2 separate regions of the Homo sapiens genome follow, and region 2 is linked to region 1. A link is a contact called in ENCODE Hi-C or POLR2A ChIA-PET data. All regions are on one chromosome and are shown on one strand. The core of a region is the stretch at or near the end of the contact, and the rest is flanking DNA. Distances in the headings are between cores, read along the strand shown. Region 1 holds the start of FLJ40288 (Putative uncharacterized protein FLJ40288). Region 2 overlaps CHCHD3 (coiled-coil-helix-coiled-coil-helix domain containing 3).

Evidence for each region. Hi-C counts contacts between places; a loop is a spot of excess contacts on that map. ChIA-PET counts read pairs that join two places held with the same protein, here RNA polymerase II (POLR2A). Pooled maps may share reads with other maps.
Region 2: a loop to region 1 is called in a map with no recorded cell type, with 2.3 times the contacts of the local background. The contact joins the enhancer-like site here to the promoter of FLJ40288 in region 1. A Hi-C loop is called at or near these places in 1 of 37 single-sample maps with no recorded cell type and 2 of 50 pooled maps. POLR2A ChIA-PET finds 5 or more read pairs at or near these places in 1 of 52 experiments (GM10248).

What each region holds. Positions count from the first base shown.
Region 1 is chr7:132,646,955-132,652,821 of GRCh38, reverse strand. FLJ40288 (Putative uncharacterized protein FLJ40288) reads right to left here and starts at 4,028. Exons shown (of 5, transcript NR_046323.1): 1 at 3,779-4,028. It also overlaps a transcript of PLXNA4 not described here.
Region 2 is chr7:133,049,436-133,055,487 of GRCh38, reverse strand. The region is part of intron 2 of CHCHD3 (coiled-coil-helix-coiled-coil-helix domain containing 3); the gene reads left to right. Among named protein-coding and RNA genes, the nearest start is that of MIR3654, 18 kb to the right of the region's middle. Within about 2 kb of position 1,732, at least 9 of the 41 ENCODE cell types and tissues checked have a DNase peak (open chromatin) inside an H3K27ac peak, as active enhancers do.

The DNA of each region.
Region 1 (5,867 bases), core at 2,779-5,278:
GGCAGATTCTAGACCCCAGAAGAGATTGGCTCCTCCCAAGACAGGTTCTTATCCCTTGTCCACTGCTTCTTTTCAGAAGACAGCAGCACTGTGGGGAAGGAAATGGAGATTGCTTGCCCAAGAGGAAGTGAAGAAAGGAGACATTCTCCAGGACTCAGGTTAGCTCCTAGAGTCTTAGCTCTGTCGAAGTGAGAGCAAGAGCCAAGTTTGTCCTGCTCAGTGACCAGTCCTCAGGGCAGGCACATGGTAGATGCTCCATAATTTTTGTTAAATGAATGAATAACAATGATTTTACAATTTGAATTTATCTGGCCTTAATCAATCTCAACATGCCCCCAAAGGGCAAGTGTATTTCAGGGAAGATAATAAGATTTGGGACCAGAGATGGCTTTCCCTCACATTCTTTCTTAGTATTTTAAATTTTAGTATATATATTTAATAAGTGTATTAATAAATATATGTAGAGTCTATATAACAAGGTAACAAATAAAGCATACTAATGAAACACACACTGCTGAAGCCACCACCCAAATTAAAAATCAGAGTTTTACCAATAAGATAGATGCTCTCTGCATTCTCCTCCTCCAACAGACTCCACGGCCCTGCTCTTCCATAAAAATAACCACTATTTTGAATTTTATGCTTATCATTCCCTGAACTTTTAAAGTATAGTTTCACCTCCTCATCTGTGTGAATTATTAAGCAATATGTTGTTTCATTCTGCTTGATTTTGAGTTTAAAAAAGACATATTGATGGTAGTCCTTTGAAACTTGCTTTCTATTCAACATTATGTTTCTAAGATTATCCTTGTGTCTATATTTACATTTACTTTTCACTGCTACCTAATTTTCCATTATGTGAAGATACCAGACTTAGTAGGCACTCTTTCACTGATGGGCATGTAGGTTGTTTCAGGCTTTTAATGGGAACATTATGGTTGTGGATATCTTGCATATGTCTCTGGGTACACATGTGTAAGAATTTCTGTAGGATGTGTACCTGGAGTGGAATCACTCACCCTACGGTAGGTGCAATTTTAACTTTCAAGGTGTTTCCATATTATTTTCGAAAATGCCTGAATATACTCCTGACAAAATAATTATACTTCTGACATAAGAATTCCCATGTCTCCACATCCTCACCACCACTTGTTATTCTCGAGTTTCTTAATTTTTGCCAATATGGTGAGTATGATATTGTGCTTCTAATTTATATTCTCTTGACTATTAATGAAATTGAACTTCTCTTCATATTTCCTCTCTTTAATTTTGTTTTTCATATTTCCTCTCTTTAGTGGCATCCTTTCTCATGCCTTTTGCTCTTTTTCTTTTGGGTTTTGTCTTTTCTTTGACTTTTAAGAATTATTTCTGTGTTCTAGATAATAATCCTTGGGTGATTAAATATCCTTTCAATGTTTTCTCCAGTTGCTATTCACTTATTTAATGGTATCTTTTGATACCTCAAAATTCTTCTTTCTTTTTGAATGGAAGTTCTTGATTTTAGAGTAGTCGACATGTATCAATCTTTTCTTTTTGTGTCCCTTTTTGATTTTGAGTTTGTAAAAATACTCTCCTTTCTTATCTTCTAAATGTTTTAAAGTTTTTTGCTTTTTGTATTTAAGTCTTCAGTGCACCTGGAATTTATTTTTATGTGAGATAAGAATAGTGATTCACACATTTCCCTGGATATCCCATTGGGATATCCAGTGGAATATCTTTGTGTGGATAGACAATTGTCTTGGCACCATTTATTTAAATTAATCCTATCCCCAGTGACCCAAAAGCCACTTCTGTATCAAGAATATGGGTCTACCTAATAAATCTTGAAATCTGGTAAGGCAAGTCCCTTAGTTCGTTATTCTTGAGTGTCTTTCTTTCATTCTTAATCTGGAGGAAAGATGGCAGTACTCGTGTCCAAGGTCATAAGTAGCAGGGACTTAGAACTCTGACAGTTTGTGTGTGATGCTTGTTTATGAGGGCTGCATCAAGTAGACTATGCCAAAAACATCTGTCTGTGGTGCTGAAGTCCCCAATTCAATTAAGGAAATTCCAAGTCTCATTTAGCCTTGGGCTATACTTTCAATATCCTTCTAAGTACTGAATTCCTAAGACAGTGAAACCATCTGACAGGAATGTTGGGGTTTACCCAAGGACAGGATATCAGTGTTTGGCTTGTAAACCAGATGCGGTGGATGTGACAGTCCTGGGAGGGAAGCAGCATGGTCTCAGGATGGCTTGCAGCCAGTGGTGCCGTCCTGTCACACATTAGGAAGAGAAAATGAAGCAGAAGAAAAACGCTGCCTGAGATGTTCTCAGCAAAGTGCTTTTCCATCAAAGCCTCTGCTTCTTGACAAACAGACTCTGAGATGCATCTAGGAATAGCTCTGATGTAGAAAAATACAAGGTCAGAGACACATCGGGTATGGGAAGAGTCCATTTACTCATCTATACAATAGCTATTTATTGAGTGCCTACTATGTGCCAAGCACTATTCTATGGGCTGGGATTCAGCCTTGAACAAAACAGACAAGTTGCTGACGTTTGAATGGGGGAAAGCAGACACTAAACAGCTAAACAAATGAGCCAGATAATCTTACCTATGAATAACAGTTATCTAGAAAGGAAAACTGCATGATGCTCAGGGAAGGTTTCTCTGGGACAGTGTGAATGGCAGGAAGCGGCAGCCTCGGCAAGATCTGCTGTTCAACTCAGTCCTTCAACAAAGGCAGCTCAATAGAGCAGCTGGACCCAGGTGTTGGCACTTCTGTTCCCTTCTCTTGCAGAGACCTGGAGTTTTCTTCCATGCTCTTGGAGGTGGTCTTTCACTCACCAGCTGCCTCACACCCTATCCCCCATCCAATCCCTCCTGCGGACTGTGGTGGCCTCCTTAGAGAGCTGCTGCCTGACACTCGCTCTTCAGAGTTGCCATTGTGTTCTTCCTGACCAGCCCTATCTGCATGAGCTATGGGACCGTGTGCTCTCGGCTGCCCCAGCCAACCTGGCCTTGCCTGTTTTGCAGTGATGTACCAGGCTGTCTGGGGATTCAGGCTCCATTGCTGGAGCTGTCCTTCACTCATCAGGTTCAGAGAGCTCAGAACCAGAAACCAGGAGACCTAGGTTCTCATCCTAACTTGCTATGTGACCTTGGTTAAGCCTGTCTGGACTCCCATCTATAAAATAAAAGGACTGCATTAGTGATTCTCTAACTGTTCTGTGGGACCCAGGTCTTTTCTCTCTGCAGAAGTGATTCGAATTTTATCCAAAAACTATTTTTATGGTTGTAATAGAAAAAACAAAACTCCAATGGTTTATATGCCAAATATCAACAGTTTAAAACCCAACATGTTAATTTGTTTTGCTAGGCAAACTCGTTTTTGCACAGATCTTAGACTAAATCTCTTATTGCCATCTGTGTGTGTGCATGTGTGCATATATATATATGTAAACTATTTATTAAAATGTCATTGATTTGGATGCTTGTAACTCAGCTCTTATCTGGGATGTCTGCACCTAATAAACAGTACCAGCAAGTGCATGACTACAGTGCATACGTTCCCTGAGCAACTCACCACCAGGTCTGTGCTAGCAGCATGTTCTCAGTGAACATTGTAATATAGGCTAGGCCTGGCTTTTTTTTTTTTTTTTTTTTTTTTTTTTTTTTTTTGTAGTTAAATGTTTTAGTTGGAAGGAACTTTAGATATACAGAAAAGTTGTCAAGACAGTAGACAGTTCCTATGTATTCTTCACCAGCCTCCCCTAATGTTAACCTTTTACATACCCCTCATCGCATTGGCAGAGCAGGGAAATTAACATTGGTACAGTACTGTTACCCAAATTACAGACTTCATTCAGATGTCACCAGCTCTTCTACTACTGTTCCCGGGTCCCCTCCAGGGTCCCACATGGCATTTAGTTGTCAGGTCTTCTTAGTCTCCTCCAGTCTGTGTTGGTTTTCCAGTCTTGTTTTTCATGACCTTGACACCTTAGAAGAGTGCGGGTCGTGTATTTTGTAGAATCCCCCTCAATTTGGGTCTGTCTGGTGGATTCTCATGATTAGACTGGGGTTATGCATTCCAGAACCCCAGTCTAATTGTGAGATGAGTTTCAATGCATTCCAGAACCCCAGTCTAATCATGAGATGCAGACCACATGGAGACCTTAATGCATGGAGATCTTGCCCACTAGTAGCGTGGCCCAGCGTTTTGGGACACAGCCCAATCAGACCAGTATTTCCCCTCTGGAGCTGGATTGAGGAGGGAACATGGGGACTGAAACCTTGAATGCTTCTGCTTTAATTACCCCGAAAAGGTAAAAAGCATTGGGCGGAGGAGCCCCCTCATTAGGGATCACTGGGGATACTGAGCAGCATTACTGTTGAGAGTGTGAAGGCAGAGGAAAGCTGAGATACAGCTCTTAGTGATGTCCCTTGGCTGAAGCCCCATGGGAAATGGCCAAATTCTATATTTTATGTCACTGAAAAATTGGTAAGAGTTGGAAAAAGGGAAGGTTCTGTAAGTCACTAGTCTCAGTAATCAGGAATTATTGATACTGTTGGAAATGGAAAGCGTTTCTGTGCTTAGAAGGACATACACGATGTGTGAGTGTGTAAGTGTATGCATATGTGTGTGTGACACAGTGTACATGAGTATATGTGTGACTGAATGTATGCATAAGTGTGTGTGTACGTGAGTGTATGTGTGAGTGCATATGTGTGTATATGTGTATATGACACTGAGTTTGTGAGTTTGTGTGTGTGCATGAGTGTATATGTGAGTATATATATGACTGTGTGTGTGTGAGTATATGTGTGTTTGTGGGTATATGACTGTGTGTTCATGAGTGTTTATGTGAGTATATATGTGACTGTGTGTGAATGTGTATGTAAGTGTATGAGTGTGAGTGTATGACAGTGTGTGTTCGTGAGTATATATGGAAGAATGTGGATGTGTGTGAGTGTATGTGTGTATATGATAGTGTGTGTTTATGAGTGTATATTTTGAGTGTATGTGTATGTGTGTGACTGTGTGTGTATATGTGTGTATATGATAGTGTTTGTGAGTGTATATGTATGTGTGTAATTGCTTGTGTGAATGTATGTGAGTATATTGTGACTGTGTGTGTTTGTGAGTGTGTATGTGAGTATATGTGTGACTGTGTGTATGTGAGTGTATGAGTGTGTATGTGTGTATGATAGCATGTGGGTGTTTGTGAGTGGATAACAGCATGTGTTTGTGAATGTATATGCATGTGTGTGACTGCATATGTGTGAGTATGTGAGTGTACGTGTGTATATGATAGCATGTGTTTTTGAGTGTATGGAAGTGTGTGTTCATGAATATACATGTGAGTATATGTGTGACTGTGTATGTAAGTGTGTGAGTGCATATGTGTATGATAGTGTGATTGTATGACAGTGTGTGCTTGAGAGTGTATATGTGCATGACTGCATGTGTGTGTGTATGTCAGTGTATGTGTGAGTGTATATGTGTGTATATGATAGCATGTGGGTGTTTGTGAATGTATGACAGTGTGGGTTTGTGAATGTATATATATGTGTGACTGCATGTCTGTGTGTATGTCAGTGTATGTGTGAGTGTATATGTGTGTATATGATAGCATGTGGGTGTTTGTGAATGTATGACTGTGGGTTTGTGAATGTATATATATGTGTGACTGCATGTGTGTAAGTCAGTGTATGTGTGAGTGTATATGCGTGTATATGATAGCATGTGGGTGTTTGTGAATGTATGACAGCATGTGTTTGTGAATGTATATGTGTGTGACTGCGTGTATGTGTGTATGTTGGTGTATGTGTGAGTGTATGTGTGTATATGATAGCATGTGGGTATTTGTGAGTGTATGACAGC
Region 2 (6,052 bases), core at 483-2,982, 400 kb before region 1:
CAATTATAATTAATTACATAACATAATTATAATTAATTATAATAAATACATAACAAATATAATTATGATTACTATATAACATAACTATTATAATTATATAACATAATTATAATTAATTATAATCAAATATATAATACAACTAATTATAAATATATAACAATTATATATAATATATTCAACTAATTATTCTAATTAAATAGATAATATAATTATAATTAATTATAATATATAAGTATATTATAAACATATAAGTATATGCAAAATTATATGTGTATATTTTATATACATATCATTATATATTAAGAATACATAATTTTTGTTTTTTTAAAGAGATGAGGTCTCACTGTTTTTCCCAGGCTGAACTCAAACTCTTGGGTTCAAGTGATACTCCCACCTCAGCCTTCCAAGTAGCTGGGATTAAAGGTGAGTGCCACCATGCCAGGCCCCTCTACATTTTAAAAACGGTTACTTATTTATAACTCTGTTAGCACCTTTACTATACATTAAGCTCCTTGTGGGCAGAAGGCATACCTGAGAGCCCCTGGTTCCTTTGTGACCCATATGGCATCTGTCTGACCTGTAGAAGGTGCTCAAGAAACACTTGACAATGGAATGAATGAATGGATGGGCCTGTGATCATCCCCAGCTTCTTCAGAATACTTTCCACTTCAAAAACATGTTTGATGAAAGCAGTCAGTCACAAAAGACCACATACTAAATGATCCCATTTATAGGAAATGTCCAGTATAGGCAAATGTATAAAGAGCAGAAGTGGTGGTTGCCTAGGGCTGGGGTGGTGGTGGTGGTAACAAGGATAGGGAGTCACTGCTGATTGTTGCACAACTCTGAGGATATACTAAACACCATTGCATGGTACTTTAAATGGGTAAATTTTATGTTATACACATTTTGTGTCAATAAAGCTTTTGAAATACTTTTGAAATTTTGTCAAATTTTAACAAAAGTATCTTTAAATGCATTTTTTTCCTGTTTTTATGTTTACCGTATATACATAGGGACTTGCATTATATAATATTTATTGTTATTTTTTGAAGTTTGGACTGGGAGCTCATAGCATGTGCTTTGGGACTTCATTAACCATTTCAGAGATGCAAGGCAGTGTGAGAGGGAATTCTTGTGAGCCTATGCAGAATGACCTCATTCTCTCTGTCAGAGAAATACTGCACTAAGTTATTTTAGTATTAGCAGAATGTCGTTGTTGGATATATTTGGACAGTATATTTTTGTTTCAAGTCATTGAAGAAGTTTGTCTTCATGGAGTAATATATTGCTTTATCTTAATAAATAGGCATAGCATTGGCAGAAGTACAAGGAATGGTGCTATTTTTCTGTCACCTTCAGAATGAAGAGGTAGGTATAGTTTGTTTTTTAGCCTGTTGATCTTGTACTTCTCATTAACAGGTACTTTATTTTTAAAAGTATGTTTTACATTAAAATAGCATTTGTGCACTAATGAAGCAATACTTATTAATAAAACATGCCCTTAGATAAATTGTTTAATGCAGTTTTCTTTTTTCTTCCACATTGTGGGGACTAGTGGTTTCTGTGTTGATGAAAGAGCAGGGAGCATCTTTTCTTGTGTGTTCATTCATGCAAAATTTTGCCCTCTTGAAAAATGAACAAAGATCATAGCCAGAAGGTATTTATCATGCAGTTAACCACAAGAAATCTTGAATGAGATCATCATCAAGTAACTTAAATAAAACAGTTATTTTCTGACACTTTATCACCAGAGTCATTCTTTAGGACACTTAGCATTATTATGTATGCATTTTTCTTTTTCATATAATTGCCAACTATTTTGAAGAATGGGATGCTTCAGATTAACGTCTTGGGAGGGAGACACAATCTACTTGACCCTGATTTAAAGGAATAGTGGAAGTGGGTGGTTCTTCACCACACATGTGATTGTTACTAGGGATTCTTCATAGACTCTGTCATAGCAAAAGTATTATATTTGGCTTCTCATGACGTGTCCCGTGACTAGCAGAGTGTTGCTCAGTGGAATGGCTTGGGCTGAATCAGTAGGTCTTTCCAAGTATAAATTTGAGTGCTCACTAGACCAGAGAGAGGCAGAGGCGTCAGGATTTGGTGGGAGATTCTCTGAGTGTTGCAAATAGTCCCCATCCCTCCTGTGCATGACCCAAGAGTTTGCTCTGAGACACCTATTGAATAAATGGCCAGCCAGCACTGTGGTTAGGTGAAAGGAGCACGAATATTGATAGATATTTAAGCCCTGACGTGACTGAGCCTGGCCTTCAGCTTTGCCTCTTACTATATTTGTGATGTCCAAGAGTGACAGGGGCTAACATAGCTATAAATAAGCAACTATTAAGAAATTGTAAAAAGCAGTGACTGCCAAGAGAAAAATATAGAGAAAATGCCGTGTGAATTTGGAGGAAGTTTAGAGTGATAGGAGCTGTGTGCCAAAGCCACTAGTCTTTCTTGGGCAATTCCCATTATGGAACAAAGGGATCCAGAATGCATTTTCCCAAAGAAAGAATGAGTACAGATGAAATATTGTTGTTAGAATAATTCTTCAGGCTTATCATGGGTTTTTGGGTTAACTTGGAAACCCAAATAGCATTTTACTTTTTAATGACGAATATACAAATGAGCTATGGCACCCCTGAAGAGTTGGCATGGTTTTCCATAGCTGCGGTCAAGGTTGGCTCCTTTCTGTACAGGTTTTCCATATGTCTTGTGAGAGGGTTTGAAATATCAACTTTGGATTCCAACATCTGAGTTCAGTTATTGTCTCTATGCAGTTTTGATTACAAGCAAACATTTGTATACATACAAATGTGTGTCTGTGTATGTGTGTTTGTCACTTAAGAAAATAATGTGTCAACCACAGATATGTTAGTATGAGCATTTTAACAGTTCGTTAGTCACTGAAGTTTTTTTGCAGTACAGGCTAATGCCAAAGGCAAGCTTTCTCCTGCTTGCTGTTTTGCCCAGGGCTGGCATGGCTGGTCAGTGACATCAAGGGATTGTAACAATTCACTTTTATAATAGTTGATATAATTTTGGTTGGCTTTTGTTTATTCACTATTTCAAGTATGATGGTGGTGGTTTTTTGTTTTTGCTTTTCTCTGCTTCAAAGCTATCAACGATTGCATTCCTCTCCTCCACTAAACTTTATGTAGGAGGGAGGGAGGATTTAGTACCTGCACATGGAAATACTTTGATGCTGTGTCGGGTCATTTTTCAGGGAGACAGAGGCCAGAGTCTGTGAAGGTCTGTAGCTGCAGAATGGTTAGCACAGAGGCAATTGATACAATGAGGGGGCTCAGGTTTTGGGACCAGCCAGCCCTGAGTCACCATGGGGCTCTTTATAACATTGGAATAATACTTAACTCAGGGCTAACCTAATGCCTAGAACATTGTAGAATCAGTAGAGACTAAATTGGCATGGTATTGGATTGCTGACTAGAAATACTTCTATCTCAACCTTATAACCAACTGGCTGTTTTACCTTGGGTATGTTTCTTTATTTCTCTGGGCCTTAGTGTTCTTATCTGTCAGATGGTGGAATGGACTGTTATCTCTAAGATTCCCTTGATAGATTCTGAGCTTTTTAGATAAGAACCATTTTCATTCGTCTTTGTTTCCTAACACTGCGATTATACTTGGACAAAACATTTTTTTGAACGAATGATTAGATTTGCAGCTATAGTTATATAGCTACATATAGTTATAATTATGAGCTTATTTGTATATGTCTGTGAACATTTATAAATGAGAATTGTCTTTTTTTGAGGTTATCCTCAAGCAGCCTGAAATGCAATTTTATCTCTAAATGTTCATTCATACATATACATATGTGTGTATGCCTAGAACTAATATATAAAATTTAAAAATTAGAAAAAAATAAAAATGATCAAGGTGCAAGAGTATACGTTTAAACAAATCTATTGCTTTAGAAGAATTTATTTATGTTGCATTATTTGGATATGATGCTTAGAATAACTTGGCTAGTAGAAAAATGCTGTTGGCAGCTTCTAGGTTTAAAAAAAGCACCCCAGAGAATTAGGGAAAAAATAGTAGTTAAAAGGGTACTGTCAAGGTTGGTAGGTCTAAATTTAACAGAGCAGCTGTGTTTTGGTTTGGAAGGGTGTGTGTGTCATGCTATCTCCCCGCGCTGTTTGCTTGCCCTGTTATGAGGCAGAAACATGTTATAATGGAGATAGAGATCCTGCCTTTTGAAATGCAGCCTCAAGAAGTGGCTGCTTGAATGTTGCAGTGCCCCCACTGGCTTACAAGAACCTTGTCAGTGTTTGGAGAAGTTTAAAGCTAGCAGGTGTAATTGTTGTTATGCTTTCTGGCTTGGCTGTGGTCTTTTTCTGAAGGAACTCTTCAAGAACATTGAGCAGTATTCTCTGTGCTTGAAATATTGTGTTTTATTGCATTTAAGATGCCAGTAATTATAAGATTTTATTTTATTTTTTGAGATGGAGTCTTGCTCTGTCACCCAGCCTGGAGAGCAGTGGTTCAATCTCAGCTCACTGCAGTCTCTGCCTCCTGGGTTCAAGTGATTCTGGTGCCTCAGCCTCCTGAGTAGCTGGGATTACAGGCACGTTCCACCACGCCTGGCTAATTTTTTGTATTTTTAGCAGAGACAGGGCTTTGCCATGTCGGTCAGGCTGGTGTCAAACTCCTGACCTCAAGTGGTCTATCTCCCTCATCCTCCCAAAGTACTGGGATTACTAAAGTCATGAGCCACTGCGCCTGGCATATTTTTAAGATTTTATGTTCCACTAAGAAATAACCTTGACAGTTAAGCTGTGATAAAGTGCTTTCCTATCCATTAGAATATTCATTTTATGTTTATTGGAGTTGTTCTATCTATGTTCATAAATAAAAAGGAAAATTTAAGTGAAATGAATTGGTAGCAATATTCTTGAAGCTTACATTCAGAGCCCAAGTCTTCTGAATCATTTTCTGCCTCCATGTTGTCCATGTGAGTGTTTTTTCCTATACTGTCACCCTGTGTGCCATTAAGAGTGGTAGTAATGTAGCAGTTGTTAAAAAGTGTGCTCTACTGTCTATCCTGGAATTTTCTTCCAAGCTGCTGACTCTCATTCTGCATTTTTTTTTTTTTTTTTTTTTTTTTTTTTTTTTTTAAGACACAGCCTCCTCTGTTACTCAGCTTAGGTACAGTGGCAAGATCTTGGCTCACTGCAACCTCCACCTTTCGGGTTCAAGCAATTCTTGTGCCTCAGTCTCCTGAGTAGCTGGGATTACAGACATGCAGCACCACACTAATTTTTTGTATTTTTAGTAGAGACAGGGTTTCACCATGTTGGCCAGGCTGATCTCGAACTCCTGGCCTTAAGTGATCCTCCCGCCTCAGCCTCCCAAAGTGCTGGGATTACAGGCATGAGCCACCACGCCTGGCCCTTCATTCTGCATGTTTTGATGCTACTGCCTTCTTGATCTCACATAGATAATGTCATGAACTATGTTATGACTACCACCTGGCCCACAGTGACAGGAAGATACCGTCGGTATCAGAGACGAATAAATGTGTACCTTAGAAGCAATGGCATGTAGCAGCAGTGCACTAGCTGTAAAAAGGACTTTGACCAAGGAGTCATTGTTCAGAGGTTCACAGTGGAAGTGTGGATTATGGAGTATTTTCTTTATTCTAAATGGTTAAACACCACAAGTAAAGAAATTGTTTCATGTTCAGACACTATTATTCTCTAATTGTATTAATGTACAGTTACCTTTTTTCTTTCATGGAGAATCTTAATGGAGAGTTTAACCTGAAAAGAATAGCCCTGCTGTTTCTATTTTTTTGAAACATCTTTCAAACTTCAAACATACTTTGCTTCTCAAACATTCATAGTGTGTATAAATTATGAGGAATACAAAGATGAGTAAGGCTTGTTGCCCTCAAGCATTATTGGTTAAGTATTGGCGGTTAAATGAGAAGTGGTAATAAACATCACTAACAAGCACATTATAGTCTTCAAAGTAGGATAAAATTGTTGGGTACTGTTTACCTTGGATTTATTAAGTTTAA